Regions from separate parts of the Homo sapiens genome. Here region 2 is linked to region 1. Evidence: chromatin loops called from intact Hi-C (ENCODE). Cell type or tissue: PC-3. All regions are shown on one strand. Links, peaks and the distances in the headings refer to the core of each region. The heading gives the core; the rest is flanking DNA.

Evidence for each region. A loop is a pair of places that touch in the nucleus more often than their neighbours do. Peaks named below come from ENCODE experiments on the same cell type or tissue, not always from the same donor. Only the 100,000 strongest peaks of a DNase experiment are listed, where the experiment ranks them.
Region 2: it touches region 1 in a loop (29-fold over the local background); 5 of 110 quality-filtered maps call a loop at or near these places.

What each region holds. Positions count from the first base shown.
Region 1 is chr11:100,568,078-100,584,009 of GRCh38, reverse strand. No RefSeq gene overlaps it. Among named protein-coding and RNA genes, the nearest start is that of ARHGAP42, 110 kb to the left of the region's middle. In PC-3, for the core only: CTCF peaks have their summits at 7,395 (motif pointing left) and 8,432 (motif pointing right); DNase peaks (open chromatin) are centred at 4,809, 7,399, 8,429 and 8,749; H3K4me3 peaks cover 372 bases.
Region 2 is chr11:101,429,238-101,445,169 of GRCh38, reverse strand. LOC124902737 (a long non-coding RNA gene) reads left to right here and starts at 6,102. Exons shown (of 3, transcript XR_007062861.1): 1 at 6,102-6,141; 2 at 8,155-8,367; 3 at 8,788-10,444. In PC-3, for the core only: CTCF peaks have their summits at 5,495, 8,245 and 8,444 (motif pointing right); a DNase peak (open chromatin) is centred at 8,449.

The DNA.
Region 1 (15,932 bases), core at 4,329-12,328:
AGGAGAAGCAGTGTCCAGCATCCCTAGGCAGATTGCCTGCAGATGTGGCAGCCATTTCCAGGGGTCCTCAGTGGGATGTTGGAACATAGTGCTTCTAACAGCTTATGTGGTTGTCTTTGAAATTGGCTAGCATGATGAAGGTCTTCTAGCTTCTAGCTTTGCTGCAAAACTCAGAAATAATCTACCATTTCAATATCTGTTGCAGACATTTTCTTCAGCGTGGAAATTGCCAACTGTAGTGTTGCTGGGGGATTGATGGTATAGGTACCCAAATACCTCTAGGTATGGCCAGTTGAGAGAGACGGAAGGTGAGAGGGTGGTAGGGAGGCGAGACAGGGAGGTAGGTGTCACTCTTGGTGGCTACCCCAAATCTCTGACTTCACACACTGTGGATAATTCTGTCAGTTTATGGCCAGTATGAAATCCAAATTGTCTGGAGTACTGCAAGTACTTCAGATGAGAATGCCACCATTTTGGAATCCTTGATAAGAAACAGATCAGTCAGACTAGAAATTCACGTTTGCATAAGAAATTTTAATGTTACATTTGTCAGTGAAAGAAAAGGAAGAGCTATTCAATTCCTGAAATATAATAACTGTTGCAAAGATTTGAATGGTTGTCAAATGTTAAAAATATTTTTAGCACCTACTGTGACAGTGAAGTTTCCTGTTGATGTTTACTACCCAGTGAAAAAATTATGATGATAAAGTCTTGACAAGAAATTGTGAATAGCCATTTCAAGAATAAAAAGATTAAAAAATATTTGGGAATTTCAAACAAATTTAACATTTAAAAACTTTTCTAGTTCTTTCTATTTTATTTTTCCTACCATAAATAATACAATATAAAATGAAGGTAATTCCTTTTTCTTTTAACCCGGCACCCTTTAGATATCACCAAGGAGTGTCCAGTTTATCCCTGAATGTTATATAAATAGTTTCATTATCTATGTACACTACAAAGTAAAAAAGATTGGGAGCCACTGACCTGGGGAACACCAACATTTAAGGGGTGAGTAGAAAGAGAGTAGTCCTTGAAGGAAATTGGAAAAGATCAGCCAGAGAGAAGGTATCAAGTAAGGATAGAGCAACATCAAGGAAGCCAAGAGAGGTAAAGGGAGGGAAAGGTTAACAGAGTCATAAGGCATGGAGAGGCTGAGGAAGATGACTGAGAAAAGCCTTCTGTGCTTAGCACCTGGAAGATGATTGATGATCTCACTGAGGGCAGTGTCAGTGGGGTTCTGGGGATAGGATATGGTTTGCTATAGGCTAAGGGGTGAAAAGGAGTTAGGATATGGAAGCAATAAAGTGTAAATCTATTCTTTCAAGAAGCTCTATTTCAAGGGATAAAATGGATGACATCTAGAGGGAGAATCATATACAATTAATAAGAATTGCGTGGTTCCTCCACAGAATTGGAGAATAGAATATATTCATGGGTTGGCATAAAAGAGCCAGTTGAGAGGGAATGGCCATAGCTATAGGAGAAAGGGGAGAATATACATAATGAAGCCACCTCTTAGGAGATAGAAGGGAAGATCAGAGTACAGGGAAACAGGTTAGTCTAGAGCAAAAAGGATACCCTTTTGGAGGTGAATGTGAGGTTCTGATACCAACATACTACAATGCAGCTACAAGTAATTGAGGGCATATAAATCTTATAGCCTGGATTTTTCTTAGTGTACTAGAAGGTCAGATTAACCTAAAAGGAAGCTTGAAAGAGGAAGAAGAAAAAAAGGGAAAAAGGGAGCTTGAGAAAATGGTCAAGTTTGACACTTGGAGAGACTTGATATCGTAATGGTGCTCGCCTGAACAGGTGGATGACTTTTCTGCAACCATATTCAGTAAATGTAAGAGTAGAGAAGACAAGTAGGTGGGTTGATCCAAGACTGGGACTTTACAGAGTCACCATCGTGGAGAAGCTAGGTGGCTGGAACGATGAAAGTGCTGGAAGAATGGCTGATGAAATGCCATAGAGTTTGGGCAACATGGTGAGGGAAGTGAAGTTGCTTAATGTCTCCCAGGATATAGTGGGTCTAGGAATAAATCAGATGTTGGGGGAGAAGACCACATTTTGTGCCATGTTTGGGAGGGTGTTGGGAATTTTGTTTACAATGAAAGATGGTTTTGCAGACTCACAGGGGGAAAACTTAGGAAAGATAAAAGGCAATGAAGAGAAAATTCAGGAGAGAGGGAGCACATAGCAGTAAGGAAAGAGAAGAGAGAATCACAAAGGCTGGCATTTTGATTAGTTTTAGGCATGTTAAGATTGCCGGAATGGGAGGCATTAGCGGGGTCATAGAACTTGATGTCCTGGGGGGAATGCAGGCTCAATGCCACATGGTAAAAGGACCCTCATGAGGTTGGTGGGGGCCTTCCGCAAAGTCATAAACAGGATGTGGTGAGGAAACATTCACTGTCCTCCGAAAGCTGGAACTGCTTCAAGCCTCAGTTCCAACTGTGACTCCTCCAGGATGCTCTGTCTCACATGTCCCGGCAGTAAGCAAACATTTGGTTCATAAGGAGGCTGTGCAAAGCAATGTGATGTGGTAATATGCTTGACTGGCAAGTAGTTCCACTTTTGTGTCTCAGTTTCACATTTAAGGAAGTGTTCTGGGCAGGAGACCCCTGAACCAGTCAGCAGGTCCGGCTGGAGTTCCACACAATACCAGGAATGGTGCCCTGTGCAAACCCAGTGCCTCTGTAAGAGTCCAACCCTTTGCCTCTGGGTCAGTCCAACTAAAACGACAATTTTGGCTCAAAACAAAAAAGCATGTTACCACCTAACTTTGCTAGTTGAAATGAAACTAGAAAAACAGCCTCAAAACACAGGTAATTCTTGATTCATCTTTTTGTTTCTCCTGAGGGAATTAGGGTTTCAATAACTATATTATTTCTGTCCTTCTAAATGGGATATAATAAAGTTATATGATTTTTTGATTATTTAAGGTTCTGATGCTGTATGTATCCTTCATTTTGCCACAGTTATCTGAGGTGCTTTGATGAGGTACTATCTGTCAGGGAGTGCTATTTGAATCATCTTTGTTCAGGAATAGGTAAAACTGTAATGACATTATAAAACTTTTTTTTTAAAAAGCCACCAGGCATAAGAAAATGTTAATGCTTTTAATTATATGCTCTTAAAAATATTTTGTATGTAAAAATAAAATTTTGTTTATGTTAGATGTTTTTCTTAAAGTTTTTTTAACAGCTGACAACAGTAAAAAATAATGGGGAAGCAGAAGGGGTATATTTAATATTAATTGTGATACTAAGTATCTAAATGATAGCTCCACCATAAACTTCCTTCCATCTCTTTGACTCTGCCCCATCTGCTCATCACTATATAAGGCTTTCTGCCTTATATTCCACAGGACAGGGAACATATCTGGTGTTTTGTGGTATGCGTTTCCTATACACCACGAAAGACATTGCCCACCCCACAAAAATGTTCATCACACACGCACACACACACACACACACACACACACACACACACACATACACACATATTCAGGAGATTCATGCCTTGTGTCATCATCCTGTCTGCTCAAATCCCATCCTTAGGCTTCCACATTAAGTGCCCCTATTCTATAAGCAGGCATTCACTATAGAACACCAATCAATGCGAGGGACTGCTTTCATTATCTTTGCATCCCTGCAATGCTTAATGCCCAGCCTGGGATGGAGAAGGCATTCAATCATATTTGATGAGCTACACTGCCTGAAAGATGTGTGGCTTTAATTAAGGGTGTGTAGGGAAGAAGGTAGGAGTCTTAGGCAGTGGGTTGGTGGGAGAATGGTGGTTGAGGTGAGAACTGTTTAAGTAAAGGCCGGATGATTATACACAGAAGTTTAGAAGTTGTTTTCTCGAAGATCTCAGTCAACTGGAAAGACTAAAAAAGAAGCTTTTTTGTTGTTGTTGTTGTTGAAGAAAGAAATTCTAAATTTCTGAAGCTCAACCCTGCTTGTGATGTCTCATTTTATGTGAAAATTTGACTGGGCTAAGGGATGTCCAGATAGCTGGTAAAATATTATTTCTCAGTGTGTCTGTGAGGGTGTTCGTGGAAGAGATTAGCATTTGAGTCAGTAGACTAAGTAAAGAAGATCCACCCACCCTCATCAATGTGGTTGTGTACCTTCCAATCCCTTGAAGGTCAAAATTGAGCAAAAAGGTGGAGGAAGCATGAATTTTCACTTTCTCCTCTAGAGTTGAGACATCAATCCCCCTGCCCTCAAACATCAGACTCCAGACTTAAGCCAGTGACCCCTCCACTGCTGGTTCTCAGGCCTTTGGACTTGGACTGAATTATACCACTAGCTTTCCTGGTTCTGCAGCTTGCAGATGGCATATCATAGGACTTCTTGTGTGAGACAATTTTTATAATAAATTTCCTCATCTCTCTCTCTCTCTGTATATATATACTTATATATATATATATCAAGTACATATATCAAGTATATATATATATATACTTGATCTCTATCTATCTATCTATCTATCTATCTATCTATCTATCTATCTATCTATGTATCTATCTATCTATCTATCTCCTATGCTTTTGTTTCTTTGGAGAGCCTTAACTAATACACTGCTGATCATAGGAAAATATTGTATAAGCTCAGAAACCAAAGGCATGTCTAAAGAGTGATGTGAGTGAAAGAAATACTTCAAGGAGTGTTGAGACATAGAGTAAACCACAGAAGTGTCAGGACAATGACTACTGCCTTAAACAGTTTGCATGCGAAGCTGGGTCCCCTCATTGTTCTATAGAGCAAGGCAAGGCTTTCAAGGTAGTGGGTCCAGAATGCAGGTAATGCAGGGATCATTTCTTCCTAGGCAATGGCACCAGGTGACTCACTCCATAGCCCTCTCTGGTATTCCCTGGAGGAACAAAAACATGCTGCATCTGTGTAGAATTTCCATCCACAGTATTTCAGTTGAACCACTGTCAAGGTTAGAGGGAGCGCTGGCCTGCTTTCTCTGTAGCTCGTCTCAATAGGAGCTAGTGTGCTCAACTGGTGCCAAAAAATGAATTCGTGATGTAGATGACTAAAATAAAGCTGCTTGTGAAAAGCTAGTTTATACGCTGAGACAGAAACATAGTCTTAGCTGCAATTGTATTGACAGGGAAAAAATAAACAACAGAATAAATCATCAAATAACACTTGCTCCTTCTTTCTTCTCTACCCAGCTTTCCTTCTCTTTCATGCTCAACCCATGAACTCTTTGTGAGTAGTTTATTTTACCAAAGAAGTTGTTTGATCAACTTGGAGTAGATCAGCTGAAAATAAATGGATTTGATCGGGAGATGAGTGTCAAGAACTCTTTAATTTGAAAAAAGGAGGTTGGGGTGGTATTCACCATGGGGAGGGAGGAAAGACGTCATAATTTTGAGATATTCACTTGGCTTCCATTTCAAATAAAGTTAGTCCGTCATTCTCACACCAGTTGAAGGTTAAAAATCACTCCAGATTTTTTGCTGCTTACCAAATATAGCCTAGATATGTCAGCTGAAGGCAAAATAGGGTCAGATCTTCTTACAGGTTCTTTCCCTCTAGGAGATTATGAAGGAGAAATCTATTTTGTAACTCTCTAAGTAAGGCAAAGGACACATGATACCGATCTACTAAAACAGGCAATTTTAAATCTGAAAGGAAAATAGCTATAAGTTCTCCACCCTAATGTGTGGGATTATTTCATCCTTTGTCATGATACAAATATCTATGATATTAGAGAGGGAAGCTTGGTCTGAGATGTTATTCTCTTATCAAAATATGGCTCATCATCATTGAATCATAAGTTGATAAAATGCGATCTAAATAGTTGTTAGTAATCAGAATTTGGTTTTCCTTTGGCTTAGTTTTTCCTATCTGGTTTTGGTTTTATGGTCACCTTTCCAGCTATGAGCAAATGCTTAAAAAAAAAGATTAAGAAAATAAAAACACTATTGTGAAATATTGTTCAGTCTTCTAAATATACAGATTGTTCAGGAAATTGAGACTGAAGTTTGATATTATGCTAGAGACATATGCATTAAATACCAAAGCAGCACACAGACATAAAATGAACACATTTCATTCCTGAATGCCTGTTAAAGAAAAAAAAAATGATGATTCCCTCCCACACTGATACTCTGCAACAGTATGAGAGAGAAAGATAGAGAGAGAGAGACAGAAACAGAGAGAAGTGAGAAAGAGAAACAGAGAGAGACAGAGAGAGAGAGAGAGAGAGAGAGAGACAGAATGAGAAAGAATACACAAATTTACTGGTTAGAATGGCGAAGAGATTGGAGCCAAGTTCTTGTGGGTAACCATCAATCCCTTTATTTCCAAAGGATCATCATATTCTCCTTCATCAGATCTCATCTACCATGAAACAATAAAAGTAACTGATCTCTGTGTCCACCTTGGTTGCCTCCAACTTGGGACCATGGAGTGTATTCCAGGTCTGTTGGTCATTACATGAAAGTGATAATAGTAATAATGATAGTGAACATGTATTAAGTGCCAGCTGTTGCATTAAGTGCATTGTAGGCATTATCTTTGGTCTGCACAGCAATCCTCTGTGGTAGCCTGTATTATCATTGCTGCTTCATTTAGAGGAAATCAAAGTTGGGGAGCTAAAAGACTTGCTTTAGGTCACAGAGTTAGTAAAAGGGTGGAACAGGATTTGAAACCACGTTTGTATGTCAGCATTTATTCTTTAGCCTCTATCTTTATAGTCTGAGGCAGGCACATACCAGGGAAAAGAAAACTACCTGGAAGGGCTGCAGCATTTCCTCTATGTTCTGATTCCCCCCTCTTGCTGTGCACACCCCATCACTGCACTGTTTATTATGGCCCATTTCCTCATCTGTCTGTCTACTTGTCTCTCCCTTCTACTAGGCTGAGCTCCTTGAAGGTGAATCCAGAACACTGATGTATCCTGACACACAGTAGGCACTTAATACATCATTGTTGGGTGACATATGCTAAAAAAATGACAGACTGGGTATTTATAATAATTAAGACCATAGCCTTGCCCAGCTAATTCTGTATTCATTCTCAGATGTTCAGTAGTTTGCAACTGCATACCGACTTTTAAAATATAGACAGGTGCAGCTGAAAATACAATTTGATGCATAATTGCCACTACTATACTTTGCATTTGTAAATTTAATTATAATTACAGAATTAGCTATTGCATTGTATCGAAAAGGAGTGTTTTAATTTAACATTCTAATAGGAAGCGTATGCATATTTACTAAGTTCATTATAAAACTATCATCAAGTAATTTTTGAATATCTGTGCCACAAACACTATTAGCTCTTTTGATGGAAGATGTTGTAGTGTTATTTTAATAGAGGCTTGTTTTACTCACAGTAACACATTGTACTTAGCCCAGTCCTCAGATGCCCTCTAGTGTTGATGCATAGTAAGTAAGCAATAAAGTAAGTGAAAATAAAATAGATGTATCCGGCAGCGGCCCTTTTGTAATCGATGATCACATCTCTTCTGACTTAGCAGACACATCAAATATAAGGAAAATAGTTTGAATGTTTGCTTTGTCATCCTGAGTTAATATAACCTTTTAGAATGTTTCATAGTATTAAAAATAACAGTAAAATAACACATATGTGAATGCATATAGAATCATTATATTATAGATAACAATGCAACAAACATCTATGTACTAAAGTTCTGGCTTAAGAAATACAAAAGAAAATAGAACAATAGAAGTAGAAAAGAAAAGCACTCAGTTTTTGTTTCACTTACAAGGTCATTAAAAAGATGATGTCATATTACCTGCAAAGAAATAGAATAAGAAAACTCATCCCCACATGAATAAAATCAGTCCTCAGCCTTGTTAACAAATATGTTCTAGCCAGTTTATCAAACCAGTAAATCTTACTAAGAAAAAAGATTAAAGACTTTCATAATTCTTTGTACATAGTGAGCACTCAATAGATATTTATTTTGTACTCGGTAAACAATCTTATGCTAATAAGTCTTGACTGAGACTTTTAAAAGATATCCTGGGGGGAATAAGAGTTTCCATAATGTTGAAAAACTAACATCATCTGTTTGTTTTGAAATTAAATTATTCCAAGGTCATCTGTGGAGGAAATTATTTCATTCACATTCTAAAAACAGAAACAACTATTTTAAAAATTCACTGATTTAAAAGTCTTTCATTCTTGCTATCATGACTGTTTCTCATAACTTCATCAATTTAGACTACTTATATTTCAGAAATATTTTATTATTTTATTGAAAATTGATATTAAAAACCCATTACCCTGAATTTGTATAAGACTATATTTTAATGGCCAACATCTCAAATTCACAGTCAGATGACAGTTTCCTCTTTGTCAATAGAAAATGTAGTTCTGAAATACTCAAAAACACACAGAAACAACTCAACATGCTTTTCCCACAAGATGTCACTGTGGTACCTATGAAATACAGTCATAGATGTATTTATCTTTCCATGACCTTATTTTTTAAGAAATGATCAATTAAAAAAGATTCACATATGGATAGATGATCCTGAAATTAAATACACACAAAATAAGTAAATTTATAGATGTTCAATATCTACTACTTATGCATGACAGCAAACATATTTATTTGGATATATATTGAAATCTTAACTATATGCATCCAAAGGGAATATAAAACTGGCAATCTAAGAATATATGCAAGGTTGTAGTCAAGATTATTCATTCTTAGACAAATACCATAAAATATGACATGTCACTCACAGTGAGACTCACCTCACCAAGTATGTGATACACTTATGGGTGGTTACAGATTGTCTAGATATTTAATATGCATGATTTTTGATTGACTAACAACTGGCAAATTTGCCTGTGCTTGCTTTCTGTTTTAAGTGAGCCTGAAGTTAAGAGCCAAGCAGTCAGATAGACCAGAGTTCAAAATCCAGCTCAGCCACCTGTATAACCTCTGGCAAGTTAATTAAACTCCCTGAGTCTGCTTTCTAATTTATAAAATGGGGATGGTAATATCTATCTCATTGCAGTTGCTGGGAGAGTAAATCGAGACAATGCATGTAAGGCACCCAGCACAGAAGAGATACTCAATAAATAATTGTTGTCATTATTAATTCCAAGAGGGAAGTGTTAATTAGAATCAGATTTTAATGTTTGATCACAGGCCTTAGCATATGAAATGCCTGAGTTTGGTTTACAGATATGGAATTCCTGTGTAATATAATTCAAGCATATACAAACATTTAAACACTTGCAATAACTGATATTATATAATTACCTCTAATCAAGGTTTTTTTCTTTTCTTTTTTCTTTTTTTTTGAGAGAGAGTCTCGCTCTGTCACCCAGGCTGGAGTGCAATGGCACGATCTCAGCTCACTGCAACCTCTGTCTCCCAGGCTCAAGCAATTCTCCTGCCTCAGCCTCCCGAGTAGCTGGGATTACAGACGTGTGCCACCATACTTGGCTAATTTTTGTATTTTTAGTAGAGACGGGGTTTCACCATGGTGGCCAGGCTGGTCTCAAACTCCTGACCTCAGGTGATTTGCCTGCCTTGGCCTTCCAAAGTGTTGGGATTACAGGCATGAGCCACCATGCCCAGCTTTTTTTTTTCTTTTCTTTTCTTTTTTGTAAAATCAATTATTTGTTTGAAGAGTAAACACAAGTCTGGCCTTGCTTTTTGGAATGATTCTCTTCTGCTGGTTACCGTAAGTGAAATTTGACTTAAGTTTGGCAGCTGCGCATAGTTAAATATCATTTGGCCAATTGTTGGCCAAACTGGGGGATTTCCTCTCATCCTCTTGTGTTAATCCCTTCATGTTGTATTGTATTGTTCTCCTATTTTTAAGCCTTCAGTAGCTCCCCAAGGCTCTGAGGATAAAGTACAAATATGGCAGACATCTGCAGCTTGCCCAGTCAGTGTAATCAGCCTCAGATGTTACAGCCGGAATGTTCTTGCTACCAGCTCATGAGCTACTCTTAAAAAATGAGGAGTCTGAGAGCCAGGAGCCTATAATAACTTGCCCAAAGTCGTGCTGCTCCTAAATGACAGTGCTAAGACTAGAATCCAAGTGTTCTCACTCACTGGCTCTAGTCCTAAATGAGGAGGACACCTTAATCCCAGAAGAAAGGGTTGTTTTCTTCAACTCAACTGCTGTTAAAGACCTAAACCAGATTGGGCCAATGAGGAACTGCAGAGTAGTACTTGCTCATCCTAAGCAGTTGGCTTATGCCAAACAGTAAGATGTTTCAAAGGTCATAAGAAATCCTTTTTGTTTGATATGTCCCATCTATTAAAATTAAAATTTTATTTTTTTCTCACAAGTTTTGAATGGGACAACTAAGTAAAATAAAATAGTATAACATTGCTAATCATTTCTACAGCGTGAGTTGGTTTGTGGACCACTCTGAGGTCTACAGTCCTTTCATGCTGATGGGGACTCTGTGCTACACTAGAAGCAGCAGAGACGTGTTGCGGTAGACCTTTGCTTCTCAAAAGTGTGATCTGCAGGCCAACAGCATTCGTTTCACCTGCCAGCTCATTTGAAATGCAGAATCCCAGGCTTCACCCAGACTTCTTCTTTTTTTTTTTTTTCTTTTTGAGGTGGAGTCTTTCTCTGTCGCCCAGGCTGGGGTGCAGTGGCGCCATCTCAGTTCACTGCAATCTACGCCTCCCAGGTTCGAGTGATTCTCCTGCCTCAGCCTCCCGAGCAGCTGAGATTACAGCCATGTGCCACCACACCTGGCTGATTTTTGTATTTTTAGTAGAGACGGGGTTTCACTACATTAGCCAGGTTGGTCTCGAACTCCTGACCTCAGGTAATCAACCCGCATCAGACTCTCAAAGTGCTCGGATTACAGGCGTGAGCCACCGTGCCTGGCCCTCACCCAGACTTCTTAAATTAGAAGCTGCATTTTAACAAGATTCCCAAGGGATTTGTGTGAACACTAAAGTTTAAGGAGCACCGTCTTAGGCACTACATGAAAGAGCCCCATGAAAGCAGAATGCTGTTTGGATCCTGTCTTGATGCTCTGGCGGATTTTGCCCCAGGAAGCATGCAAACTCCTTGGCACAGCTATTTACATTAATTTGGGACTCTAGAAATGATAGTTTTCTGTTCCTTTCTTGGAAAATTATTGATTATAGCTTGTTTAACAAGGCAATAGTTAAAAAATAGCTGGACAAAAATATTTCATTGCATTTTTAAAAATGATAAAAGAAACTTACATCCATTGAGGACAATTTAGCTGGTACATGTAGAAAGAAGAAAAACCATTTGTCAATACAGACTGACAGCCACTATTCTTACATCTTTGTGTATTACCTTTCTGTTACACATGCACACACACATGCATTTACTTAATATTTTCTTTTCTTTTTCCTTTCTTTTTTTAAGACACGGTCTCACTCTGTCGCCCATGTTGGAGTGCAGTGATACAATCACGGCTCACTGTAGCAGCTTCGACCTCCTGGGCTCAGGGGATCCTCCCACCTTAGCTTCCCTGGTAGCTGGGACTACAGGTGTTCACCACCACACCCAGCTAATTATTTTGTATTTTTTATAGAGACAAGGTTTCGCCATGTTGCTCAGGCCGGACTTGAACACCTGGGCTCAAGTTCTCGGCTTGCTTTAGTCTCTCAAAGTGCTAAGATTATAGGTGTCAGCCACTGTGCCCGGCCTTATTTAATATTAATATCAATAAGTAATACATTCACATGGTTCAAAAAAAATAACAAGGTATAAAGTTTTTTTGTAAATTTCTGTACCCCACTGCTCAGTTTTACCTTCAACTCCAATAGACAACTACTTATTTTTTGTGTATCATTCTGAAGATATTTTTATGCATAATGAAGTACGAATATTTATACTTTCCCCATTTTAACACAAGTGCTAGCTTTATTCTAAACAGTTTCTCACCACACATATATCTTTTTACAACTATTAAAAGGTCTACAACTATATGTTATGTAAATTGCTTTTTCACTTTTTATTTTACCATAAGCATTTCTCATGTTTTTACAGAGTTTTCATAAATGTCATTTGAAATGACCAGATAGCATTATATTGTGCATATTTACAATAATGTACTTAAACAGTAGAAGTTGCTTTTGTACTCTGTAACTCTTTCACTCATCTCCTTACACTGCTGGACTGGAGGTATGACCTTTTAATAGTTGTAAAAAGATATATGTGTGGTGAGAAACTCTATAGAAACTGCAGTGTAAGGAGATGAGAAAGGATTAGGTTCAGTTAGAGTTGCAGAACTACATAGAGAAGAACATGATTCTGGAAGAGCTGGAGAATGCCCATTCTTGAGGAGCGGTGGGTGAGGATAGCAAGAGTCAATGATTTTCCTCTCACCGTCTTCCAATCCAGTCCAATACTAAATTCAGTGATGGAAAGCCAATTAAGAGGGGGTTAAAGGGAAATTGAAGCTCAGATTATAATGTGATAGATTCTAACTGGAAGAGAGCCTCAGAAAGGACCTCAGAAAGGGGATGGGAGGGGTATATATGTATATCTATCAAATATCAAGCTAAAATAAAAAAACTTGGAGGGTGCAGTTACAAAGAAATATAATTGCGCTCTCTCACTCTCTCGAATGGTCCATAGCAAATCTGCAACTCTGACCCATTGTAAGTGGGAGTTGACTTACTCTGAAAATATTTCCAGAGGCTCTACTGCTGTAGGTAATCCAATCAGTATCTCACTCTTTAGATTTCTCTGTTATTAGTAAGATACCAACATGCAATGGCCACCAAACTCAAGAAGACAACGTAGTTAGCCCAGAAGCCATTCTTTACAGGGCTTCAGGGAAAAAAGGAGCATCTTATCCCCACCATGGGTAGATGAAAGTTTTCTCAAAATCTTTTCTCACCCCTTACTCCAACTCTTGGCCACTCCCAACTCCTTTATAGACTGGAGGTATATGGTTAGCTACAGGATATAAAACTAATTCTTGGCCACTTGTTTTACAGTTCACAGTTTGATGGTCTTGCACCAATACTTTCATATGCAGATGTGATCAAAATAAAGTTAAATTCAGTCATTTTTGATAATTGCCAGGTACATGCATGTATAACTAGTACACATTCAAATTTGTAGCAGTTTTAATATAGTTGCTTTTTAGAACCTCAAATACTGAGAAACTTATATGATATGTTATTCTAGGAACAGTACTAGCCTGGAAGGGTCTTGAATTTACTTGAATTTTATTTTTATGGCAAAGGATTTGCATGTTCTTGGAGATTTAAAATTTCAGCTTGGAGGTGTATTTTTTTTCCCCCCAGAGAAAACCATCCATATTGTTTTCTAGAGAAATAAGGAAATGAAATGCCACCAGTGAGAAAACCATTTAGGTTGGAGATTTTGTATGTATGTGTACATTGTCGTCTATGAGATAATTCTATGTGGAAAATGTCATTTTGGAATTACCTTTTTATGTTATGAAAGAGTGAGAAGGAGAAAGATAAATAATTGACCATTGCCATTTTCAGTTTCTACTGCTTTTTCTTGCAAGCAGATACAATGCATAAATACTAAATGTTTATACTAAAGCTGCTTCTTGGCAGATGTGGATTATATTCTAATGGGGTACATTCAAAGAACATCACCCAAATCACTCATTTATTCTGCATGTCCTAAGCATGTCTCGGTGCAGCTCCACTGCACTGTCATGTGCAGGTTTACACAGCTCTCTGTAATTGCTAGTTTGCTCTTTTAGCCCGGGATGAACTACACATTGAGCAAATCTCCTATACAATTCAGCTTGAATGAATTTATAAATGAAGCTTGGAGTATTTGTTGTCTAATATAAAATAACCCTTTGGTTTACAAACGGTTATCATGAATGTCCTTTACTATTAAATCGTCCTTTATGTAGTTTTAAAAATTAAATGCACACAAGATTGGTCCAAACACACGTTTTCAGTAGTGGGTTTTCCTCAGAGCATGCCAGTGGTGGATACAGAGTTAAGTTACCTCAAGTAACTTACAGGAAGTGGAGGAGTCCAGAAGTGGGGAACATTAGCAGTCCTATTCCTGAACAAATGTGAGTCTAGACTTGTCTTTGAGGATTTGCAGAAGTAGACAGGAGGAGCTTTTGGGGTCCCACAGGAGCAGATAAGAGACATGAATAGACAATGTTTGAATTAGTTCAGCCCTTGTGAAAAGCAGTTTGGAGATTTCTCAGAGAACTAAAAGTAGAACTAGCATTTGACCCAGTAATCCTATTACTAGGTATATATCCAATGGAAAATAAATTGTTCTACCAAAAAGACACTTGAACTCACATGTTTATTGCAGCTCTAGTCACAATAGCAAAGACAGGGCATCAACCCAGGTGTCCATCAACCCCAGGTGGATTGGATAAAGAAAATATGACATGTATACACCATGGAATGCTACATAGCCATAAAACAGGATGAAATCGTGTCCTTTGCAGCAACATGCATGCAGATGAAGGCCATTACCCTAAGTAAATTAATGCAGAAACAGAAAACCAAACACTGCATATTCTTACTAATAAGTGGGAGTTGAACACTGCGTCACACAGATACAAAAATGGGAACAATAAACTCTGGGGATTCCAAAAAGGGGAGGGAGGCAAGGGGGCAAGGGTTGAAAAACTACCTATTGGGTACTATGTTTAATATTTGGGTAACAGGATTATTACATGCTTAAACTTCAGCATCAGATAATATACCCATCTAACAAACCTGCACGTGTACTTCCTGAATCTGAAATAAAATGAAAATAAAGTCAGAAATAAAAAAATAAAATATCTGAACAAGTAAAAAAATTAAAACAAAAATATTTGCTACTTAATGTTATTATTCTCTCACTTTTCCACATGTGTGAGTGAGGAGGAGGAGGAACTGGGGATATTTAGGACATGTGTCTTAAAGATTTTCTTTCCCTTTCATTCTTATTTCTCCACCAGAATAAGTTGCTCTTTAAAACATGTCCAGATCTTGCAGCTTGGTTAGGCTCTATAGAAAAGAGTTATAGAGAAAAAATGCCATCACATAAAGCACATGGAGAAGAACAAGCCATGTCTTGATCTTGTATGAAAAGTGAGGGAAAGAATTAATGCTCCTTTAGGCTTCTTAAAGGCAGTGACAATATCCTATTTGAATTTTTATCCTCACAGGTGGCCCTTCAGTAAATGTTGCTTAATAAAGAATGACTAGAATAAAAGGGCACACAGCAGACAGTCTGTTACTATTCTAGGTCTCTGATGTATAGCATCGGTTTCTCAGACTATGATATCCTGTAGGGCCGAGAGCACCTTCATTCCTTTCTAGCCCATATTTCTCCTCCCTGCCTCTGGTGCCTCCTTCCTACCCTCAGGTACCTAGGAAGGATTGTATGCCCACTCAGAGGTTGATAAATGATTGTCTAGGATGATCAGTTTAGAGTTACTTATTTATAACTATTATAAATGTTGTTGGTACCATTTTACTTTTGAATGTTAAAAATTGCATAAGACTTGTATGTTCAATTTAGCAGTGTAGAAAATAGATAAAAAGAAAATCATTCACTGTGGCACTAATTAGAGATAGCAAGGTAGATATCTCTACAAAAATGGGATCACACTGTACATACATATTGTTTTGTGTCCTGTTTTCTCTCTTTGTGACAAACTACAAACATCTTTCTTTGTGGTGTGATTTTAGTAGTGGTCTATTAATGTAATGTCTTTCTCATACGCTCCACTCTAACCAAGATTAATCAGCTACACATTTAATTAAAAAAAATAAAATGGATGCTTCTAATGAATCACTACCATTTATTATGCCTCCAGGATTCATCAAACAGTGTCAGTTCTGCACGTGATATAGGAAAGGAATGGGTTCACCTCAAGAGGGAAATTAAGTTTTAAAATCCAGCTAAAAGTAAGTGAAAAAGTAGCAAAACCTCGAGGGAAAGCTGAGCA
Region 2 (15,932 bases), core at 4,610-12,609, 860 kb before region 1:
ACTCCATGTGTCTTGACTTGTGTTTTGCAAGAGAAGTATCTAATGCCATTTTCATCCAATGACTTTTATGCATCTCCATGCTTGGAAGGGCTCCTGGGACTTTGTGGCTGCCCAGCAACATGTGATTTATTCAATCTGTAAACCAAAAATAAATTCTAAGCTCCACCCAGCCATCTGAATGGGCCCCTCCTCTCAGCCAAGGATATTCCAAAGTTATCCTGAAAAACTCATTAAGACCAGGATGGGAAGGAGGAGCTAGACACGCTTTATTACCCTCCTCTCTTTTGGAATTACTGGTAGAACAGACTCTTTAAATCTGATAAGAAATATTCACAATCGATTCTCTCTGAAGCCTGCTACCTGGAGGCTTCATCTACATAAAACCTTGGTTTCCACAACCTCTTATAACCCAGACATTCCTTTCTATTGATAATAACCAACTGTCAATCAGAAAAATGTTTACATCTACGGATGACCTGGAAGCTCCTGATTCGAGTTGTCCTGCCTTTCCGAACAGAACCAATATACATCTTACATGTATTGATTGATGTCTCATGTGTCCCTAAAATTGGCAAAACCAAGCTGTGTCCTGACTGTTAGCGGTGGTGAATCCTTAGGAATCTGCAGTAACCTCAATTCTTGCTACTTCAGAAGAAAGAATTCGACCAAGGGGACATAAAGCAGAGTGAGAGACCAAGGCAAGTTTTAGAGCAGGAGTGAAAGCTTATCAAAAAGCTTTAGCACAGAAATGAAAGGAAGTAAAGTACACTTACTTGGAAGAGGGCCAAGTGGGCGACTTGAGAGATCAAGGGCACAATTCCGCCTTCCGACTCATTGGCATGCTTACAGGATCTTGTGTTATTTCTGCCCTGATTCTTCCCTTGGGGTGGGCTGTCCACATGCACAGCAGCCTGCTAGCACTTGGGAGGGAACACATGTGCAGTGTGTTTACTGGAGGTGTATGCATGCTCACTTGAGGCGTTCTTCCCTTACCAGTCAAATGTCCCTAGAAGGTGAGACACCAGTTAAATTCCGTATGTTTTTGCCTCTTAATGTGCATGCTTGAGCCCATTCCCCCAACTCCTGAGATCTTGTCAGGAAGCTGCTGATTACCAGTTTCAGGTGTTTCTGTTTATAGGAAGACTGCCTTTCCCTGGTGCTGGCTGCAACCAATTATTTTAGAGACAGTTTAATAACTGCCCAGCACCTGATGGTTGCCTGACATTCCTGGTTGAGGGGGACCTTCACCTGCCCTGCTCATGTCTGTGTGACTACCTGCTGTAACATAACCACCTTGGGCACATGTGGTCAGGACCTCCTGAGACTGTGTCATGGGCATGTCCTCAACCTTAGTAAAATAAACTTTCTAAATTGATTGAGACTGGTTCACAGTCATTTCACAAATAATTTTGGGATCACAAATCATTTCACTTAAAATTCAAATAATAACTAAAACAGTTTATGCTCTCAAAGAGTTCTGAGCCAGACATACAGCCTATTAAATGCTGTGAAAGCCCCCAGGAGAAGCATCTAGGTATGTATTTGGAAGGGGGTGGGTGGGCTGGAATTTCAGGTCAAAGATGCTTCTGTTTGGAAGTAGCATACATTTTGGGGAAGCCTGCACTGAGACTGAAGCATTGTTACTTCCATTCCTTGGGACAACGATGTCAGAAGGAGACCCTAGAACAAGATTCACGTGCAATCAATTCACGAAGAAACGCTCCCAAGAAAAAACTGAAAGTGGTAGGGAAGGCAGGACAAGGAAGGAGAAAACCAAGCAATTGTGCAATTCAGGCAAAATCCTGCTAAGGGTAACTTCAAACAGATCCTGCACAGGAATTCTCTGAGCTGGACTTTCATTTTCCATTTTCTACCAGTCATTGGCTAAGGGCTGCCTCAGGAGGACGTATACTCTCAGGCACTTTCAGCAAAGGCTCCGGTAGCCCAAGTGTAGGCTTCCAGAGAAAGCAGCAGGTGCAGGTATTTAGAAGCAAAACCACACAGTCTTCATGGACGGACACACTGAAAAGGGATCTTGGAGGAATGCTAACAGCATCCACTCCACACCCAATGCACAGCACCAGGAACAGTATTCCTTGTAGTCACAGATTGCATCAGAATTCTAAAACGTTGTTTGGTGGCAAATTTTTTGGTACTTTGTAATTTTGGAATTTTCTTTTGGAACTTTGAGATTTTGAGAAATTGTATGGTTTTTTTTTTTTTTTTTTTTTTTTTTTTTTGAGTCTGTAGAGGAAATGCATTGTATCCTCTTGAAATCAAGGAATTTTTGGGTTACATGGGGTTAAACCAGGTGACATCTTTGTCCGCTGGGGACATGGCTGCTTTTATAGGTGGCTGCTGACTCCATTAAACTAAATTACATCATTTGGTTACAGAGATATCCCAGGCCCACCTCCCCATCTTATGAGGCAGCTAGGCCCTTCAAATTGCCCACTAGTTGTCCTTCCTTTAAGTGAAGTTATAATATGCTTCTTTGAAATGAAATTTTAATGAGGGTTATACATGAAACAGTTATTAATATTAACCTGACAGAATTTATCAGGACCTCTAAAGAATGAGACCCAGAATCAATAACTTTCAATGAGGGTCTAAGAAAATATCCAGAATATGGGGTCATTTTGTTAGGCTGTGTTGTAACTGAGAATACCATAGCAGTATCCTTGGCCTGAGGGGCAGCAGGAATGTATTCGATAGCTATGGGAAATGTAAGGGCCAAGGGCAGCCTCGAGAATAGGCAGCCAGCAGCATGAATGACTAATTTTCCCTTAGCTGGCCTTGTTCACAGTACTCACATTCCTACTGCCACAAAAAAATGACCCTGCACAAACTTTAGAGATTCATAACCCAAGGAATTAGTTCACAGTCACTTTCAGGCATTCTAGCGCATATTGGGTACTCAAAAATATTTACTGAATGAATACATTTGTTGAATGAATCCTTTGTTTGGTGCGACTTGCAACCCCAGAGGGGCTGGTAGCCACAGCCTGGAAGAGAAAAGGTGGAATAGGCCTTAGGTAGAGAAAAACTCCCAAGGGACCATTTCAAGACTTTCTGGCTGAATGTTGTGACATAGATGTCTCAGTAGCCTTCTCCAGGCTTAGTCAGCTTTGAGACTTAGTGTGGGACATGATCTCCAGTGATAGGGGAGCTATCTCTGGCTGGCTGGCACAGGGATCTCCTTACAGACTGCCAGAAAGAACACACCAACCTGGCTTGACTTGGGTTCTCTTTGTTTCCTGTACAGCTGACTGCTGGCCAAAATACACAGTATTCCAGATTGAGAGGTCACACTGACACAGTTCAGGCAGGCTGGTGACAAGGCCTCTGAAGAAGTAGGCGGGAAGCACCCACCCCCTGCCACTGCTGCTGATGTCATGTGGCAAAGTGGTTCAAGGAAATGGACACAGCTCCAGAGTCATAGCTGGAGCAAAACCTACCAGCTGCCACTTATCACCTCCCAGATGAACTTGGGCAAATGTTGAGCCTTTCTGAGACCCACTGTCCTCAGCTGTTTAAGAATAACCTATTTGATGAGATTGAGTGATGGTTAAACAAGAAAATGTATATGAAGTGCTTTTTCTTTGAGGGTCTTAAAATTGAGCATCCCTGTCAGGAACTGGGCTAATACCTTGCCTTATACATCTGCATCAGGTCTGCCCTAGAGGCCCAACTCAATTTTGAGATGAGATTTGTGCTGTAAAATAATCCCAGGACAAGCCTTCGGTTATGCATCTGGGCTATTAAAGACAAAGCTGAGACATGAACAGACCAGTCTTGGGGAGATGGGGGGCAGGCAGATAGCAGACCAGTCTTGGGGAAATGGGGGGCAGATGGATAGCAGAGTGGGAAATAGGGAGCTCTGGCCCAAAGCCACGACAAGACAAACACACCTGTTCTTGTCTATAACTCTTGGTTAATCTAGGTGCTAAATTTTGCCTCCAAACTTCACACTGGTCTTTTCTTCTATATGTGGCTGCTGTCCCTGGTGGGGACACGGCTTCAACTGGGCTTTATTTTCTGACACTTCCATGGTCTTGATGGTAGGGGCTTAGTCATTGGTGCCCTAGTCTTATGCCTATTCCTCAAAGTCGGCTGGGTTACGATCCCGTAAACTGCCAGGGGTCTATTGCTGAATCTTAAACACTCCTGAAGCATTCCTAGTCCCCAATGGACTGGAGCCCCTTCCTTGATACTTCTGTGAGAGCCCCATGTGCTCAGGACTGAAGACTTCCTGGAGCATGTGTGCCCCATCAGAGATGTGGTACTGAGAATTGCAAGTCCAAGATTCATTTGTTGAAAAACAAATACGCTCTGAGTGCCTAACATGTGCAGCAGCTGTTCTGAGTGATGAAGACAACAGGGAAAACCTCTGCCTCCCCATGGAATTTGTATTCAGGAAGGCAAAGACAGACTATAAGCAAAATAATTAGAGGTAAAGGAGTTGCGGTTTTAAATCGGGTGGTCAGGAAAGGCCACCCGATAAAAGATCTAAAGGAGCTAGAGGAGGGAACAAGCAGATACGTAGGAAGAACATTCTAGGCTGGGTGAACCTGAGTACAAAGACTCGGATGCATGGGCATGTCTTGGTGGGGGTTGTGGAACAGCGAGGAGGAGAGGGGCGTTGGAGGGAAGGAGGGGGACAGCAGGAGGAGATGAGGTCAGAGAGGCCACAAGAAGGGCCAGAGCATGGACGGCCATGAGAGCCACAGGGAGACTGTGGCTTTTACGCTGAGTGGAAAAGGAAGACCGAGCAGGATTTTGAAGACAGCGAAAGCAGCATTGTTCTCTGGCTGGCTGTCTGCGGGGCCTGTTCCTACCCTCACTTCTAGAGCTAAGACCTTCCTTTCTTCATCTCACTTTGCCATCATCTCCTGAACGGCAGTTTCTTGTGATATTGGGAGCATCAGAACCGGCTGGGTCGGGTCAAAACCCACATTGTGACATGCCGTGCAGACTTTCACTCTGACAAATGGCCGGAGCTGAACTGGAACACACTATCCAGTTGACACTATCTCCAACACCAGCCTACCCTCCCCACAAGCCTTCCTCCTTCCTGCTAGCTTGTAGCTGAATCTCTCGCCTCCTCCTTTCTCCCACTCTTTCCCCATAATTTCCTTCACGTGGGCTCTTTTGCGCCTAGAAAAACTGATGCTAACCTCAGGGTTTTCTAAATACCTATTAGAAGCCAGTGTTGACAGTGTACCAGGCTACCTGGTGTTTCCCTGGAAGCTTCCACTCCTTCATCCTCCCACCTATTTATGTAAAGAAACGGCAATAAAATTAGCATAGGGCTTGCCTCAGGAAATTATAGGCCCAAATGAACACTGATTTCAAAAAGGAGTTTCTAAAATCTCTTCATTTTTCTTTTTGAAATTGACTAACCTGAGCCGGCGTTTCAGCGCAAACCAACTGTGGTTTGTGACTGAATCAGGCCACAGCCAGTTTAAGCCATAGTGCCCACTTCACTCTCTAGCACTACTCTGTGGTGGAGAAGGGGTGATGCGTGAAATTTTTTTTTTTAACTTTTATTAAGTTCAAGGGTACATGTGTTGGTTTGTTACATAGGTAAAGTTGGGTCATGGAGGTTGTTGTATGGATTATTTCATCACCCAGGTATTAAGCCTAGTATCCATTAATTATTTTTACTGACCCTCTCCCTCCTCCCACCCTCCACCCTCAAATCGGCTCCCCTCTATATGTCCCTGTGTTCCATCACTTAGCTCCCACTTATAAGTGAGAACATGCGGTATTTGGTGTGTTGTTTTCTGCATTAGTTGCTAAGGATAATGGCTTCCAGCTCCATCTATGTCCCTGCAAAAGACATTCTCTTTCTTTTTTATGGCTGCATAGTATTCCATGGTGTATATGTACCACATTTTCTTTATCCAGTCTATCATTGACTGGCATTTGGGTTGATTCTATGTCTTTGCTATTGTGAATACAGCTGCAATGAACATATGTGTGCATGTGTCTTTATAACAGAAAAATTTATATTCCTTTGGGTATATATCCAATAATGGGATTGCAGGGTCAAATGGTTTTTCTGTCTTTAGGTCTTTTATAAATGGCCACATTGTCTTCCACAATGGTCGAACTAATTTATACTCCCACCAACAGAAGGTAAGTGTTCCTTTTTCTCCACAACCTCACCAGCATCTGTTATTTTTTTGACTTTTTAATAATTAGCCATTCTGACTGGTGTGAGATGGCATCTCATTGTGGTTTTGATTTGCATTTCCCTACTAATCAGTAACATTGAGCTTTTTTTCATATGTTTGTTGGCCACATGCATGTCTTCCTTTGAGAGGGTTCCTGTTTATGTCCTTTGCCCACGTTTTAGTGGGGTTGTTTTTTTCTTGTAAACTTAAGTTCCTTATAAATGCTGGATATTAGACCTTTGTCAGATGCACAGTTTGCAAAAGTTTTCTCCCATTCTGTAGGTTGTCTGTTTACTCTGTTGATAGTTTATTTTGCTGTGCTGAAGTTCTTTAGCTTAATTAGATCCCATTTATCAATTTTTGCTTTCGTTGCAATTGCTTTTGGCATGTTCATCATGAAATCTTTGCCCATGCCTACACCCAGAATGGTATTGCCTAGGTTGTCTTCCTGGGTTTTTTATAGTTTTGGGTTTTACATTTAAGTCTTTAATGCATCTTGAATTGATTTTCATGTATGGTGTAAGGAAGGGGTCCAGTTTCAGGCTTATGCATATAGCTAGCCAGTTGGCCGTCTCCAAGGCAAGGAGCAGCCAGCAGGGAGCAGCTTGTGCTCCAGCTCTGGAGCAGCCTGCCAGGAGGCCTGGAGCACTGTGACACAGACTGGTTTTATGAGTAACTGGTAGCCTCTAATAACCCTGCTCATAACTATGGCATTGGAGATGGGGCCCTGAAGACCATTCATAGAGCCAATGCAATTATGGCCTTGACTTGCACATGGGCCATACACAAGTCATTCCTTCATGTCATCTCCCCCAGCAGTGAGTGAGATGCTGCAATATTTGAGTTTTGCAAATAAATATATTCAAATATAACATAAATATATCTAAAAATAGATTTTTAATAAATAACATTATTTTTAATTTTTACTATGTAAAAGTCCTAATTCTTGTAGAAGATTTAGTAATATTAATCAATGACAACTGTCATCTATTAAACAGACATAAATGGCAGATTCTGTGCTAGGTCTTCAATCTACTTCATCTCATTGAATATGACAACCCTATGTGTAGATATTGTTCTATCAGAGATGACAACATTCAAGTTCAGTCAGATCAAATAACTGGCTCAAAGTTAGATAGCTAATATGTGGTAGAATCAAGATTTAAGTAAGAACTTTTTGGAAATAACAGTAAAGTGCAAGAAGTAGGTATTGGAGTTAAAATGCCTTAATTCGCCTGACTGTGTTTGACGTTTGTGGATGGAGGATGATTTACACACATTTAATGGTGTTGCATCCGTATGTTATAGCATTGCAAAAATGGAAGGACTTATTTCCCACTCTGAGAAGAAAAACAACTCACTCCACACACTATCACAGCTCACTAGGAAAGCCAGTCACTCAGAGGAGCTGCGACGGGCAGAGGGCTACAGAAGCTCAGGTCATGGAGAGAGAGCCCATTTTGCACTGCCATGTCCAGAGTTCACACACACAAAAAGACTGATTTTTTTTTTTTTTTTTTGGTTACAAAGACACAAAAACATAAAGCTAGCATACAAAGAGTGGTCTGTTCTGGTGAGACTCTCGGTTTTGTTGCTGGTTTATTCTGAATTCTCTTATATTTCCTCATCACATAGGTTAAAACAAACACTAGCTCTTTAGCAAGAAAACCTTGGAGCATAAGCACTGCAACTGATCAAAGATGGATACAGAAGGTTCTGATAAATGTATAGCATTTCTTTATTTTTCCTTGCAGAGCATTTGACTCAGTACCTTGTGGAGAAGACAAAAAGATTTGATAATAATCACTGTACCCCTTTTTTCATATATATGGATCCCATCTGACTATTAAAATTGTACTTCATAGTGAAAAAAAAGTAGATGAATGCTTAAACAATGCTTCTTTAATATATCTTATTTTTCTCTGGGTGCACGTCATGTTCTATCTTAACACATTTGCTAATTTAATTTTCACAGTAGTCCCCATCTTGCATCTTAGAGAAGAGAAGTAGCAATCATTGTTCTTGCTGAAGACCAGGATTCTAAACCCAGCGCTTTTAAGACCAAGGCCAGTACTTTATGTATGCAAGCATGTAGAGTAATTGCAAAAGAAGAGGCTCTCTCAAGAGGAAGAGTGTTGAAGTAATTTTCAAAGTCAGGTCAAGTTGCTCCTGTCTATCAGCAGTGAAGGTAGGTAAAGAACAATTTGTCTTTCAATTTGCCAATGAAGGATAGAAGCAAAAAGCATCTTGACCTAGGTAAGCCAGCAGAGGGTGCCATTGTCCCTTCCTGTAGATGTAATCATGCAAGCCCAAGGGGCTCACCTTTCTTGCCTAAAGGAAAAGGTCCAGGCGAGAGGTCCCAAACTTCTCAGGTCATAATGCTCCTGCATCTTCTTTCCACAAAATTTAGATCAGTAAAAAAATTTTCCTATAAGCAAACAGGGAGCTGAGCTTTATGGATACAGGTAACTTAGTATCTTTGAAACCGGCTTTAAGTAATTTTTTTGAACTCACTAGAAAATGTTTTTTCAATGACTAAATGAGACCTGGGAGGACACACAATAGTCCCTGCTGTCTGGCTTTGAATAACTTTAATTTTCTTTTTTAGGAAGAGAGGATTAGTCTGTGAAGAAGCAGCTTTGCCCAGCCCTACCAGAAGAATCAGAGTTTAAACTGCCATAGAGTGATTTCTAACCCCGTCCCCAAACCACCACCACCACCACCATCATCCTAAATTCTCATCCAGCCACCTTGCTGGACCTATTAAACAGTGGACAACACAAGGACTTCTGTCCACAGGAAGCACTTAATAAACAGTGGTTGAATGTGCGAGTGCAGCCCCTGCTTAAATACCCCCAACAGCAACAAAGTGATGTGCACATTCCCCAGCTACCCATCCTGCCACGGTTTTGAGCTGCCCTGCTTGTATGTGTCAGGAGTGAGCATGCTGAAAATCAAGCAAAGAAGATGTTTACATGTGTCTTTTGCTTGCCAGTGGTTACAGACACAGCCTTACTCTCACCATAAACGCTTCAAAAGTACCTGCTGAATTGAGTAAGTAGGAGCTGGCTCTAATTATGAGTAATAAATGAAACTGAGCCAGGAAAATTGAGTATGAAACAGTTTAAGGGGAAGACATTAATGATAAAGTCTGCTCATGTGTGTAACTGCCTCCCACCAGCAGCAGTGGCTGTCCCCTGCCTTAATTAACTTAGCAAAAGAAATAGTTCAGCCTAGAGCTCTTCATGCGGGGATGCAATGAGAGGATGAAGGAGGCAGGGGAAAGCACAGCAAAGATGCCCTAATGGGTTTTCTACATCTAGGTTGATTGACTGTTGAGAAAAGAAAGAACAGCTTGTACTATTCTGGGTAGCATGAGCACTGTAATTTGTGACAGCTATAGGTCATGTATCTATTTTTCTGTCTGACAAGGACGAGGAGCAGCTGGTGGCTGGTACAAACTCAGATTGGCTTGGTCAGGCTGTGAACTATGATAGAGCCTTGGTTTTCAGCCTGAGCTATAATGGAGGAAGGGTATGTGGTTAATGTTTGCATGTCTGTGCAAATTTAACTGTAGTTAACAGATTTGTGGCTGCAGGTGGAAAATGAAGCTTAATGATTCCAATAACTCGTCCTTAATTTCCTTCTGATTCTGAAAACAAGGTAGATTTTATACCTTTCATATCTCTCCCCACTCCCACTGTGGCCACCTTCAATTAAGTCCAAAAACATTATTTTAGTTCTTGTTAAATACTTGGCACCATGCTGGGCACCGAGCAAGTGAGAAGAATGTGGCATGCTCCCTGTCCTTCCAAGAATCATTTAATACAGAAGATAGATAAGTAATCAAATAGGGTGGTAATTGTGATAACAGATCTATGCACAAATGCTACAAAGATGCAGTACAGATAAGGGAGTGATTTCCTCTATTGCTACAGAATAAGGAGAATCATAGAAAACATCTCAATTCATAGAAATGAGGAGACCATATTAAAGAATGCAACTTTCCAATGCATAATTCAAATTCTTCCCTCCTGTAAGGTGATTTAAAAAGTGTTGAAGGGTAAAAAGACTACCTCATCCTTATAGAGAGACTTTCTTCTCTGCCTATCCAAACCTCCCATGCCAAGTGATAGACCTTTGCTACTGTGACCAGATCCCTAGCCGGTGCCCTGCTCATGACCCCCACCCCTTCCTAGGTCATGGCTTCCAACTACAGTAATATATTTTTTGTCTTACAAAATATTCTGGGCTTTTTATTTTATTTCCTTTGGACATTTAAAAAAAAAAGATCCTGCAAAAAGCATTCAGCTGGAGCAGGAGTGTCCAACTTCTGGCTTCCCTGGGCCACATTGGAAGAAGAAATGTCTTGGGCTCCACACAGAATACACTAACACTAACAGTAGCTGATGAGCTAAAAAAATTGCAAAAAAAAATCTCATGTTTTAAGAAAGTTTACAAATTTGCATTGGGCTGCAAAGGCATCCTGGGCCACATGTGGCCAGTGGGCTGTGGGTTGGACAAGCTTGAGCTAGACTGTGCTTGTCTCTGCAAGCCTGAAGTGTCAGTGTTTCCCTTAGGAAAAGAGCATTATCAAAGCTCCATGTAGTTAAACCAAGCCAAACGCATGTGTTGAAACTGTGAACTTCAGAAAGTCAAATACACAGAGTTTCCCGACATCTTCTTGTTCCTAACATGCTCATTAATTCTGTCCTCATTTCCCCTTATCCCTTCTTAACCACACCTTCCATCACTCCTCCCTTTATGGACCTTCTCCCTGTTATGCCACATGCCACAACAAACAGGCCTCCCTCGTAGACACTGTCATCCTTCTCCAGGAAAAAAATTACTAAGTGGAAAGAGGGAGTTGCAATGTCCTATCCCTATAGGAATAGCAATGTGGTTCACTTTTGGGGAACCAATGCAGAATGAACAACAAATGAATAGAAAACTAGTCTTGTATATTTGGAAAGAGCTCATATTCTTGGAATAAATCTATGCCCTCAGATCTTCAGTGGAAGGGAGTAATAAATATATAAATAAAAATAAATATTGAAGTAAATCCTCAGTGGTAAAGAAAATGCATGGGAACTTTTAAAGAAATTGCATGTAATAACTGAATATTCCACAGTGCAACAGCAGTTCTCTTTATATTCCCAGGCTCATTGAGTTAGCCCTGGAGTATTTAAACATTCAATTATGTCCAACCATCAGACTGAGCCTCAAGATTGTAAGAAAACCACCAATAAGGGAATGTCCCCTGAATCCTAGATCCCTAGGATTTGCTGTATTAGCCAAGCACTTAAATCTTTTCAATTTGACTTAGGCTGTATTTCCTGCTTGGGTTTGTCAGGTGATCTACATGGAAAGGAGTCCCTAACTCCAGAGAGTAATTGACAAAAATGTTCATTCTAAAGCAATTCAGGTTATGTTTAGACCATAGCACCGAATGTATATGTATCCTGGAGTCTTCTCAAATTTGGATTTTGATGTGCGATAGATTTGAATATAAACTACAATTTTGGAGGCCTTCGAACAGAAGTACAGTCAGGACCCATGGCTTATGGTGTGTCACATAAACAGGAACAGTTTGTTTAGCAAAAGCTTGGAAGTTTTAGTGTTTTCAAAACAGATATTCAGGGACATAATCCAATATCCTCTATTGCCAAATGAATTCCAACTGTGACCTGTTTTTCTCAGCCATGATGAGCTTTGTGTTTTTGATGGAACCCAATTGAATCCGGGAAGAAAAGGAACTAAAATAATTAACTGCACATCTCAGAGTCTGGGTCTGGCAGTGTTTAAAGTTGAAGGCAGGGACTAGCATTAAACACCTTTATGTTGCCATAGAAGCATCCAGGACGTTAAAATCAAATCATTTGCAGTCTCAATGGCTCTTGCTGCAGGAAGCTCCTTGGAGGGGCAACAGGGATCAGTCTTATTTCAGCAGAGACTCCTTATCAGGGGAAGGCACCCCACACCCTTCTCACATGCAGCCCTGAATTTTGTGCATGCCAGTCCCTGAGGCATCAGCTGTGAAGTTACTGCAAAAATAAGAATGGACTCTATGAATTTTGTGGTAAATAATTTTGGAAGTTATTACATACTTTATCTCCCTCTTGAAGATTCACCACACTCTTGATCACCTTAAAGACCCTGAGAAGTCTTAAAGTCAAAATGTTTTATGTGTTCCTATACATATGTATTTTTAAACACAGACTTCTCTAAATTTATTTGACTGAAGCCATTTTTGCAGGACAATTATTAACATCTCAAGGAATCGATGTTCTATGACACACGTTTTGGGAAAGACATATCAAAGTAACGCGCACTTCACACAGCAAATGAACGTTTGCAAGTAGGTGCACAAACTACTCACAGGTGAGGAGGGATGCAGAAGAATATTTGTAAAAATTCACAATATAGGAGCCTCAGGGAAGGCAGCCAATATCAACCAGGTGAGTCTTGTTCAAAAGTGAGGGTGTGTTTGGTGAAGGTGAAAGTGAAAGTGGCGAAGTAAAAGTAATTTCACTCAAATGGAAGGAAATTGGCACAAGGTGGGCTCTCACTTCCAGGTATTTCTATCAAACCCCAAGGCAGCTCTTCCTGTCAAATTACAAAATCTCTGGGCTGGGTGGAGCCTGAAACCTAATCAGAACCACACAAGGATTCATCTGGGATGGGTCCTATGTGGGAATAGATCTTATGGCTCCCTAATGGGTAACAGATAACATTATTAAGTATGAAAGTAAAGGGAGGGATTGAGACACATTGCGCACAGACAGACCACACAGGACTGTGATCAGCAAGCTTCCTTTTGTTTCCATAATTATCAGCTTAAAACTGACTTGGAATGAGAACTCTGAGGATAGAATCAGAGCCCTCTGGCCTCAGAAGTCTAAATTGGAGCTCATGCTCTTCAATCTCTGCTGTATGAGTGTTGTAATTTATATTCTCCTGTGAAGGGGAGTAGCCTTGGGAAATAGAATTCTAAGTCTGAGGGTGTAAGGATAGCTTGGGGACAAACAACTCATTGCTTGTTTACTGGAGATTTTGGGGGAAAAATCCAGGGAAAATAATTTCTCAAGAAAAACAAGTTTTTATGGAGTTTCTACCTCTTTCTGGCTTTTCCCCTCATAGACTAATACCAGAATGTTCCCCTATGTTAATTTGGATTCCTCTTAAAAGCAGACACCAAGATGAGATGTTACATACAAGAGATTTATTGGGGGAAATACCCCAATAGGATAAAGAAGAGGGAAATTCAGGCTGGGCACGGTGGCTCACGCCTGTAATCCCAGCACTTTGGGAGGCCAAGGCAGGCGGATCACGAGGTCAGGAGATCGAGACCATCCTGGCTAACACGGTGAAACACCATCTCTACTAAAAATACAAAAAAATTAGCTGGGCATGGTGGTGGGCACCTGTAGTCCCAGCTACTCGGGAGGCTGAGGCAGGAGAATGGCGTGAACCCGGGAGGCGGAGCTTGCAGTGAGCCGAGATTGTGCCACTGCACTCCAGCCTGGGCGACAGAGCGAGACTCCGTCTCAAAAAAACCAAACAAACCAAAAAAAAAAAAAAAAAAAAGAAGAGGGAAATTCAAAGAGTGGGCGGAGTCAGACAGCTGTGAAAGAGGGGAAAAGAAGGATGACTCAGTGGAAGGCAATTCAACCTGCAGCAAACTGCAGTGTGTTTCTAAGAAAGTGTCAGCCAGGCCAACGGCAAACACATCAGCTGAGGGTGCCTGTTGAAATACTCCAGGCAAAATTGCATTTCTCACAGGAAGGAGCCTGCAATTTACCTCCACAATGCTCCAGGCTTCTAATAGCCACCCTAGAGGTGAGTTTACCCTATCCCCAGGGGTCCTCACAAGAATGTTAAATTCCGTGTCGAGAAAGTTCCCCCAAGTCAATGAATTTTTGCTTGTCCACTCTTACATTCCAGTACCCTCCATCAAATATCACTAAAATTCCAATACAAGTATAAGCTAGCTAAAATTCATAGTTTCTCTAGTATATAATTTCTTCCTTCCCTTATCTGGCCCAGCACATCTTCAGCTGGAATCATAGTTATCAGTGTGGAATGCAGGAGAGGAAGTAGAGGCAGCTCTTGAGTGGGATTCTTCTTGATTCACTGCTTTATCTTCTACCAAGAGGGTAGCGTAGTTCTTACTAGGGAAGGGTTGTTAACTGCTGAAAGCTCTGAGAATGGTCAGCATGGGGAGGAGTGTGCAGAGTCAATATCCTCAGGAAATCCATCCAGTTGCCCCCATCTCATTTTTTAGGGTCCCAAGTTTTCTCAGCCATTTTCAATCTTTCTCAGCATTTAAACATCTTTGGGGCTTCCAAAGGAGAAATTAAGGGGGATTAAGTAATAAGAGTTCCAAGCTGCAGCACAGTTCTAACAAGGTTTTAGCCATATGGAAATTCTCAAGTAAAGTCACCAAAACAAGAGTCCTGTGTTTTACAGGAATAGGCCTGCATCTGTGAGGCCAGTATCCCCACTATGCTCATTTGTTAGCTGGAAGGAATTCATGGGAGGCATGCTTTTGGCACAAACAAATGAGCAGGGAAGAGCTAGAAGAAGAGCAGCTGAGGCTACCAATCAGTTATGCTCCCCGAAGCAAGAGATCTGATTGGCACATTTTTATGGCCATCCCATCCTTCCAGGTACTGTGTTGCTGCCCTGAAGACCTGTCTGACATTGAAATGACATTCTGGGAAAGTCTGTCTACAGCTTGAAGAGGCCAATTCTATATACAGCAAACTATCCCTCTGGCTGATTCCTGCTGATACTCTCCAAATGAAAGATGGGTGAGAGCCAAGAGGCAGAAGGAGAATGTAGATTAAAGTGGAGAAAAAAGAAGAAAACAAAAACTGAAGCGTGGAGCAGTGCCTCTTTTATGTCAAAATAAAACTCAAAAATGAAGTAGCAGCCAGAAGATGAAAAAGAATAACAACCACTACACAATTCAAGAAATATGAGGGGAAGAAAGGTTGCTTCTCTGCAAGACTGTGTGCTGAGCTCAAAGAGAAAAAGAAACCCTGAGACTGCTCTTGCCCTCATTCTTCCCTAGCAATAGCTGCTGATTTGTTGACTCTGCCATGTGACCTTTGCAACCACTTAGCTGCCTTTTGTTAACATGTCAAACACTGAAGTTTCTTCTTTAATCACCACCAGCAGATGATTCAGTGAAAATTTAAAATGGATTCACTGATGGCATCAAAATGGCAGAGTAGGAGCAATCTGGCTTCACTCTCCCTCATAGAAAAGCAAAAACAACTATCTAGTGCCAAGATTATCACCCGGAATATTCCAAAACTTAAAACTGAGGCTGCGACAATCCCTAGAGCCTCAGAGAAGTGAAAAACCAGGAGCAGAAGGTAGGGGAAATGAATTTCTTTAACCTTGATGCCCCTCCAGCAAGCTGCCAGGCACCACATGGAAAACTGCCCCTAGACTTCTTTCTACACTGAAAAAGTGTAGCCTCTACAATGGAAAAACTGAGATCAAGGCAGACAGCTGGCTTCTCCACCATCCTGGGTTCCTTAGAAGGAAAAACATTCCTGCCTTAACCCAAGGGAATCATTGCAAGTGCCTGTAGGGTAAAAACTCCTTAGGTCAGCCAGAGACAAAAAGTGGAGGTGAGGCTAGCAGCAGTCAGCATGCAAAATCTGGTGGCTGCTCTTCATTTCTACCTAGGGAGGCATAAATCAGAAAGGCTCTTCAGCAGGATCATGCTATAGGAGGCAT